2 separate regions of the Homo sapiens genome follow, and region 2 is linked to region 1. The links are chromatin loops, found by intact Hi-C in ENCODE. Cell type or tissue: tibial artery. All regions are shown on one strand. Links, peaks and the distances in the headings refer to the core of each region. The heading gives the core; the rest is flanking DNA. Region 1 overlaps RPA3 (replication protein A3). Region 2 overlaps RPA3 (replication protein A3).

Region 1 (4,401 bases), core at 93-4,092:
AGAGAAAACACCTGAAGTCCAAAAATTTATATTAAGAAAAAGTCAGGCTGGGTGCAGTGGCTCATGCCTGTAATCCCAGTTTGTGGGAGGCCAATGTGGGAAGATCGCTTGAGGCCATAAGTTCTAGACCATACTGGGTAACATAGTGAGACCCCCATCTCTACAAAATAAAAACAACAAACAAACAAACAAACAAAAACACCAAAGGGCCGGGCGCGGTGGCTCACGCCTGTAATCCTAGTACTTTGGGAGGCCTAGGTGAGCAGATCACCCAAGGTCAGGAGTTCAAGACCAGCCTGGCCAACATGGCAAAACCCTGTCTCTACTAAAAATATAAAAATTAGCCAGGCATGGTGGTGGGTGCCTGTAATCAAAGCTACTCGGGAGGCTGAGGCAGTAGAATCACTTGAGCCCAGGAAGTGGAGGTTGCAGTGAGCTGAGAATGTGCCACTGAACTCTGGCCTGGGTAACAAGAGCGAGACTCCATCTTAAAAAAAAACAAAATGCCAGGCATGGTGGTGCATACCTGTAGTCCCACCTACATGGAAGACTGAGGCAAGAGAATTGCTTGAGCCCAGGAGTTTGAGGCTACAGTGAGCTATGATCACGGTACTACACTCCAGCATGGGCAACAGAGGGAGACCTTGTCTCTTAAGAAAAAGAAAAAGTCATACAAGTATAATTCACACTTGGATCTCTATCGCCATTTGGTTAATATTCCAGTTGTGTATTAGACATTTAATAAACATGTTCTGTATTCTTGTAGAGGAAGATGTGTGAGGAGGAATGGAATCTATCATACCTATTTAAGGAATGAACTGTATCATTTCCTCTCTAACTGTGGGGCTTAGAGCCCTAAAACCTCATGTAAAGATAAATTTGTGGCTGAGAAAGTTAAAATTTTAAGGGGAAACTAGGTTAGGGGACCTTAAATTGAAGGTATGTGACAGTTTTTGCATTTGCTAGAAGAAAACAAAGCACACTACAGACAATCTATGTGACATTTTATATATCTTAAATTAGTAATACTGGAACTGTCCTGCTCAACTTCATTTGCCATCCGTTGTTTGCTAGAGACTTTCTCAGTGCTCACTCTTACATGCTTGTAAATCTGTGCTGCTTTGTGAAGATGAGAGATGTATGAAGTAGTATTTTTCTGAACCTTCCCCTCTATTTAAATGCTCTGTGTCTGTGCTTTTCTGATTCAGAGTTGACCTTATGGGTCTTGCTTATAAGGTCCTATATTTCATAGTGAAATATGATTAGGAGGCTGATTAGGATGATTAAGAGAATGACAGGGTATTTACTTATGTTTGCCTCCTATCTGTTTATCAGTTCCCCTTCATTCTATTCAGGTTTCTGCAGCTGTGGGTCCTCCCATGGTTATTTCATGACAAGCCATTTACCCATGTCTCGGATGACTGTCTGCCCTCTGAGGATGCCTGGGTGTATTTGCTTTCTTCAGTCTCCATTTATCTTTCCTAATAATTCACTGCAACCATTTCTGCCATCTCTCTGCCATCAGCTATACCTCCCTTTTCTGTTTCTGACCTCTTTTCTCTTCTTAACGAATTTTCCAAATAAGAGTGGCTCATGATTTGTAAAAAGTAGAACTGAAATTCATATTGAAATTCAGATAGAGAAGGTATACAGAAATATATTCACATATAGTTGAATTTAATGTAAGGGATGTCAAGGTAGGGAAGTGATTACTATGTAGATGTTTTCTATTGTGTTTGTGATTGCAAGGAGGATTTTATATGATAGTCATAGCTTGTCTTTAAAAGTTTGGTATGTGATAATATCAGAACAGTAAAAGGCTATTTCACATTTTAAAACTAAATCTTTATTAAATAATTATTTCACAAGTTAGTAATTATTGATATTCTTCTTCAGGGACTAGAGTTCCTATGCTTCCTAAACTGACTTTTAAGGAAAGATGAGACTATATTCAGTGCAGTTTTAATATGACATATTTTATTATCTCTTATTTTTTAAATTGATATTTTATGAAGGAGTCTATGGACTATAATACGAAAATTCTGGTTGGGGAGGCAGGAAACCTGGCTTTCAAGTACACTCCAATAGCTTTTATATAAAATTCAGGTGTTCTTTTTCTCTAATACTTGAAATAGCTATTTTCATTTTCATGTCATTTTCTGTACTTTTCCTGATACTTTTAAACATTGTTTTATTTTCAAATGAACAGCCCTCAAAGATGAAAATAAAAAGCAAAAGTTTCTTAATGTCTTAAATGCTTTTGTGTATATTAAGTGACTTTCTTTAAATTGAATCTTACTTTTCCACTGACATCTATGATGATTTCTGAAATGTGCTCCGGTGAGTAAAATTTGACAAGCCACTCCATCTGCCAGTGGCCTGGGTTTTTGTTGTTGTTGTTGTTGTTGTTTTTGGTTTGCCTTTTGTAAAAAATGCTTAGAGACAAGTCAACCAGTTTGTTTGCTGATGAACAGTTATTGCTTCACCCACCTGTACAACTTCATTGTCCTAGCTACAGGGGAAAATCATTTATTTTTCACTTGCGTCATTCTCCAGTCCTGTTGTCGTGTAAACTTATCATGTGCTCCTTGAAGCCATGCGAGCAGGCAGAGCAGAATTTCAGGAGAATGCCTTCAGCTAGTCTTCTAGTTAGTACTACACTGAGTTTACTGCCTGCTTTTTAGAACTTCCTTGCCAAACCTTCACTGAATGACTCTTCATATAATTGAATACAGCTGTAGTTTATTTTATTTGCCGAAAATAATTACTGGTGCCCACTAAAATGGTGATTAAAATCCACTTGATGTTTGTACTCTTTTTTGCTGAGATTTTAAAAATGTGCTTACAGTGAGGCTTCTATAATAAAAATAATGTAGTTTCCTGAATTATGGAATTCGTGTGTTCTCATTTAAGGTTGCAGTTTAAATTGATCTTTTATCAAAATTTAGACTGAAGAAGAGATTTTCCATCTAATTTATTTACCTATAGAATTTTTAACTTTTTAGTATGAAGTACCATTTTGTGAGTGCTCTAATTTCTTATTTATTAAATAAAAAGAAAACTAAATTTTATTCATTGTGTGGATATAGCACATACACATAATTTTATAAACATCTTTTTGTAACCTATATTGAATCCCAGAGGTCCTGACTCAGGTTTCAGACAAGCTCAAAATACAGGCACTTACAACACAGGTGCTAACAACAATTTGTCCTAATCAGTTCAGGGCCAAAGTTCAGTTCCTTCTTCTCTGGCCAATAGGATGTTTTAATTATGAAACGCAGACATCTCAGCACTTTGGGAAGCCGAGACTGGCAGATCGCTTGAGCCCAGGAGTTTGAGATCAGCCTGGGCAACGTGGCGAAACCCCGTTTCTACAAATAATGCAAAATTAGCCAGGTAATGTGGTGGCGTGCCCCTGTAGTCCCAGCTATTTGGGAGGCTGAGGTAGGAGGATTGCTTGAGCCTGGGAGGTTGAGGTTGCAGTGAGCCATGACTGTGTCACTGCAGTGAAGCCTGGGCGACAGATAACCTGTCTCTTAACAAAGGAAAGAAAGAAGGAAGGAAGGGAAGGAGGGAAGGGAAGGAAGGAAAGAAAAGAAAAGAAACATAGACATACCTTAGAGCAACAGTTCTCAAGGAGATACTTTGATGGAATCCCAGACATCTTCCTTTTCCAACTAAGTATCTGTGTGTGAGGCTGTGTTTTCTTTATTGTATTTCAACTAAACAACACATCATGATAGTCTGAATGCAGAAGAGAAAGGCCAACTGTTTTCTGTTGAGCTAGAAATTAAGGATATTTGTAAAATTATAAGGCTACTCTTTTTACTACCTTTCTTTTTGTTTTGGAAAATATAGTCATTTTTCATAGAAACATTCATGTAAATATGTAAAACAGTTAACTTAATAAATATATTTAAAATTTGTTTTGAAGTTTTGATTTCTAATATGAAAAATATTAACAGATATAACTGACGTAAGAGTCCTTTGGGTCCTCAGTAATTTTTGAGAGCATAAAGAGGTCTTGGAGATCACAGAGTTTAACAACTGCTGCCATAAAGAATTGCTTCTGGGCCGGGCGCGGTGGCTCATGCCTGTAATCCCAGCACTTTGGGAAGCCGAGGTGGGCGGATCACAAAGTCAGGAGTTCAAGACTAGCCTGGCCAATATGGTGAAACCCTGTCTCTACTAAAATAGAAAAAAAAAAAAAAAAAAAATTAGCTGGGCATGGTCATGCACGTCTGTAGTCCCAGCCATTCAGAAAGCTGAGGGTGAGAATCACTTGAACCCAGGGGGTGGAGGTTGCAGTGAGCTGAGATCGCACCACTGTACTCCAGCCTGGGTGACAGAGCGAGACTCCATCTCAAAAAAAAAAAAAAAAAAAAAAAAAAAGACTTG
Region 2 (4,401 bases), core at 86-4,085, 67 kb before region 1:
TGTTTACAAATTACCCATTCTCGGGGATCATCTTTATAGTAGTGTGAAAATGGATTAATGTAGACTCCTCTGGCATTCAAGACAACACTGTTATTGAGACTGACTGATGTCTCTCCTCATTTTCAACTAGTCTCTGAATGAGAATACATTCTGAGAAATGAACCATTAGACAAATTCATTATCGTGTGAACCTCACAGAACATACTTACACAAACTTAGATGATATATGCTATTGCTCCTGGGCTCAAACCTGTACAGCATGTTGTTGTACCGAAGACTTTGTGCAGTTTTAAAAGAATGGTCAGTATTTGTATATCTAAACGTAGAAAAGATACAGTAAAAATATGGTATAGCCCAGGCACAGTGGCTCATGCCTGTAATCCTAGCATTTTGGGAGGCCGAGGTGGGCACATTACTTGAGGTCAGGGATTTGATACCAGCCTGGCCAACATGACGAAACCCCATCTCTACTAAAAATTCAAAAATTAGCCAGGCTCAATGGTGGTCGACTGTAATCCCTGCTACTCAGGAGGCTAAGGCAAGAGAATCTCTTAAACCTGGGAGGCAGAGGTTGCAATGAGCCAAGATCATGCCACTGTACTCCAGTCTGGGTGACAGAGCAAGGCTCCATCTCAAAAAAAAAAAAAAAAAAAATTACAGTATAGAAGATTAAAAAATGAGTTCAAGACCAGACCGGGTAACATAGTGAGACCCCATCTCTACCAAAAAATACAAAAATTCACTGGATGTAGTGGTGTGTACCTGTAGTCCTAGCTTCTCAGGAGGCTGAGGTGGGAGACGCACTCCTGTCTGAGCAACAGAGCAAGACCCTGTCTTTAAAAGAAAAAAAAAAAAGATACACCTGTATAGGGCACTTACCATAACTTGTGCTTGCAGACTGAAAGTTGCTTCCAGGTGTCAGTGAGTGAGTGGTGAGTAATGTGAGGGCCTAGGACATTATTGAACCCTACTGTAGACTTTACATACTTAGGCCACACTAAATTTATAAAAATATATTTTTCTTTCTTCAATAATAAATTAACTCTTGCTTATTGTAGCTTTTTTAATTTATGCACTTTTAAATTTGTTTTAACTTTTCTTTTTTGGATGGGGTCTTGCTGTGTTGCGCAGGCTGAAGTACAGCAGCATGATTGTTGCTCACTGCAGCTTCGAGCTCCTGGGCTTGAGCTATCCTGCCACTTCAGCCTCCCAAGTAGCTGGGGCTATAGGCATGCACCACCACACATAGAACACAAAAAAGGTACAGTAGGGCAGGTGCGGTGGCTCATTCCTGTAATCCCAGCACTTTGGGAGGCCAAGACAGGCAGATCACGAGGTCAAGAGATTGAGACCATCCTGCCCAACCAACATGGTGAAACCCTGTCTCTACTAAAAATACAAAAATTAGCGGGGCATAGTGACACACGCCTGTAGTCCCAGCTACTCGGGAGGCTGAGGCAGGAGAATTCCTTGAACCCGGGAGGCAGAGGTTGCAGTTAGCTGAGATCATGCCACTGCACTCCAGCCCAGGTGACAGAGCGAGCCTCCATCTCAAAAAAATAAGTAAATAAATAAAAAAGGTACAGTAAATTTTTTAAAAACATTTCACTCTTTTTGAATAACACTTAGCTTAAAACACGCTGTACAGCTGAACAAAAATATTTTTCTTTGTATTCTTATGAACTTTTTTCTATTTCCAAAATTAAATTTTCTTTTTACATTTTAACTTTTTTGTTAAAAACTAAAACACAAGCACACACACTAGCCTAGGCCTATACAGGATCATCAATATCACTGTCTTCTACCTCCATATCTTGTCCCAGTGGAAGTTCTTCAAGGGCCATAACATGCAGGGAACTGTCATCTCCTATAACAAGGTCTTCTTTGGGAAGACCTCCTGAAGGACTCTCCTGAGGCTGTTTACAGTTACCTTTTTTCCTGTAAGTAGGGGTACAGTTTAAAATAATGATAAATAGTAAACACATAGCCAGTAACATGGTATTTTATTATCAAGTATCATGTACCATACATAATTCTATGTGTCATACTTCTACATGCAGCCTACTGTGCGGCTTGTTTACACCATCATCACCACAAACATGTGAGTAATGCATTGTGCTAAGATGTTACGATGCCTTTGTCTTTAGACAGGAATTTTTCAGTTCCATTATGATCTTATGGGACCACCATCATATATGCAGTCTGTCATTGACCAAAGTCATTATACAGCGTATAAACTGTACAGTTGTCTTCATTTCATGTAACAGAATGCTTTACCGTAAATGGCTATGGCAATGCCCCTCAAGTAATGAGCAGAGTATTTTTGGATGACAGAAGTTGAAATTTAAGATTACACTAATTAAAACTAAGTATTTTTGGTATAATTTACAATAACCTATATGGATTTAGAATTATTTCCTTATTCAAGGGAATGGGTCAAGCCATAAAACTTAACTGGCCACGTAGGTCATCGGTTATTCTATACTACCTTATTCCAAATCTGCCACATCTTCCCTGCTCACCCCCAACATGGTGCTAGAGAGAGATTCCATACTAAAGATTAGACAGGTGAAAAGAATAAAAAGAAAGTCAAATGATTCCACCAACTCTTTCAATGATCATATATTCCTTGTTTGGAATTTAGTAAATGCTATTTTAAAACCCAGGAAGGCTGGGCATGGTTGTTACACACCTGTAATCCCAACACTTTGGGAGGCTAAGGCGGTAGGATTGCTTGAGGCTAGGTGTTTGAGTCCAGCCTGGGAAACACAGTGAGACCCCATCTCTACACGGAAATTTAGGAAAATCTAGCTGGGCGTGGTAGTGCCCACCTGTAGTCTGAGCTACTTGGGAGACTGAGCCCAGAGGTTCAAGGCTGCAGTGAGCTATGATTGCACAACCGTATTCCAGCCTGGGCAATAGAGTGAGATCCTGTCTCTACAAAAACAAAACCAAACCAAGCCAGAAAAAGAGATACTTCACAGATTACAGAAGATGTAAGATTCTGTTTGCCTTTTTTTGAGACAGAGCTTCACTCTTGTTGCCTAGGCTGGAGTGCAATGGTGCAATCTTGGCTCACCGCAACCTCCGCCTCCCAGGTTCAAGTGATTCTCCTGTCTCAGCCTCCTGAGTAGCTGATATTACAGGCGCATGTCACCACGCCCGGCTAATTTTTGTATTTTTAGTAGAGACAGGGTTTCATCATATTGGTGAGGCTGGTCTCGAACTCCTGACCTTAGGTGATCCACCCGCCTCGGCCTCACAAGGTGCTGGGATTACAGGAGTAAGCCAGCGTGGCCAGTCTCTGTTTGCCTTTTTAATGTCATCTACTTCATTTTGTAAGTAGGGTATCAAGGAAATAATTATCAAGGTATAGTTTGGGAAAAGGTGAGCAAATCCTTAACACAGCTGGCCCAAGGTTTTATTTGGTAGGTCTAAATCTTGACCTTATGGCTATGAAATTTCAAGTTTGTGCTTGAATACATGATTAAAAGAATGAAAATGAAATGACCGATAGTACGTACCATTTTAGTTTTTATTAATAAAATAGAAACTTAGACTCGGACAACTGCTTTATTCTTGCATCTAATCTGACCATATATTGGAGTAGCAATTCTTTATAAAAGGACTTCGGTGAGAACTGTCAATATATCAGTTCCATCAAAAACTCTAGGTTGGAATATCTTAAAAACAGCAAATTAAATATGAGAAAGCACAGAAATCTCTCCCTCAAACAAGAAGGGCTTCCTTTAATAGACTTTAATATAGCTCATTTACAATCGTATGAAAATCCATCAAGATCAATCATGTTGCACAATCCCTAAAGGATAAAACTGAGGGAAGTCATGGATAATTTTCACAGCTTCATTGTAAAGTCCAAGATCTGAAAGAAACATTTAAGCAAACATTTAATCTACAATGGAAAGTTGTAACATCAATTATTATCTAAGATATTTTTACCTATTTCCTTTTTCTCACCCTTTTGGAAGTGAGTTTCTAAAAATGGAGATATGGATTATGGATTCTTGTATTTAACTGTGGCACCAAAAAAAAGACATGGGAGTACCATCCATTTTGATGTTCATTATACAGGCAGTTTCTGCCTGGTAGTGTTTTGGGTGTTATGCATTATTCAATTCCTTCAATTCAGATATTACAACAAAAAAACTAATACTATTTTTGTTATATTTAAAAAAATTATCTTTCAACAAACATTAATTAATCTTTACTGAGTTTCTTACATATATAAGCACTACTTAAAAGCAGGCCAAAACAAAATGTACCCCCATTTGCCTTTACGATCACAAAATTCTATAGAAATTGAAAATGTGGCAGTACTAAAACTCTAGACCAATATATATCAAACTAAAAATAAAACTGTTTTCCTGTATGTTTATGTTA

Evidence for each region. A loop is a pair of places that touch in the nucleus more often than their neighbours do. Peaks named below come from ENCODE experiments on the same cell type or tissue, not always from the same donor. Only the 100,000 strongest peaks of a DNase experiment are listed, where the experiment ranks them.
Region 2: it touches region 1 in a loop (14-fold over the local background); 4 of 110 quality-filtered maps call a loop at or near these places.

Annotation. Positions count from the first base shown.
Region 1 is chr7:7,700,399-7,704,799 of GRCh38, forward strand. The region is part of intron 2 of RPA3 (replication protein A3); the gene reads right to left. The region is part of intron 2 of UMAD1 (UBAP1-MVB12-associated (UMA) domain containing 1); the gene reads left to right. Among named protein-coding and RNA genes, the nearest start is that of RPA3, 16 kb to the right of the region's middle. In tibial artery, for the core only: no CTCF peak of the experiment used is centred there; a DNase peak (open chromatin) is centred at 2,553; H3K27ac peaks cover 11 bases.
Region 2 is chr7:7,633,200-7,637,600 of GRCh38, forward strand. RPA3 (replication protein A3) reads right to left here. Exons shown (of 8, transcript NM_002947.5): 8 at 3,319-3,883. The coding sequence ends at 3,801. Among named protein-coding and RNA genes, the nearest start is that of UMAD1, 5.4 kb to the right of the region's middle. In tibial artery, for the core only: no CTCF peak of the experiment used is centred there; no DNase peak of the experiment used is centred there.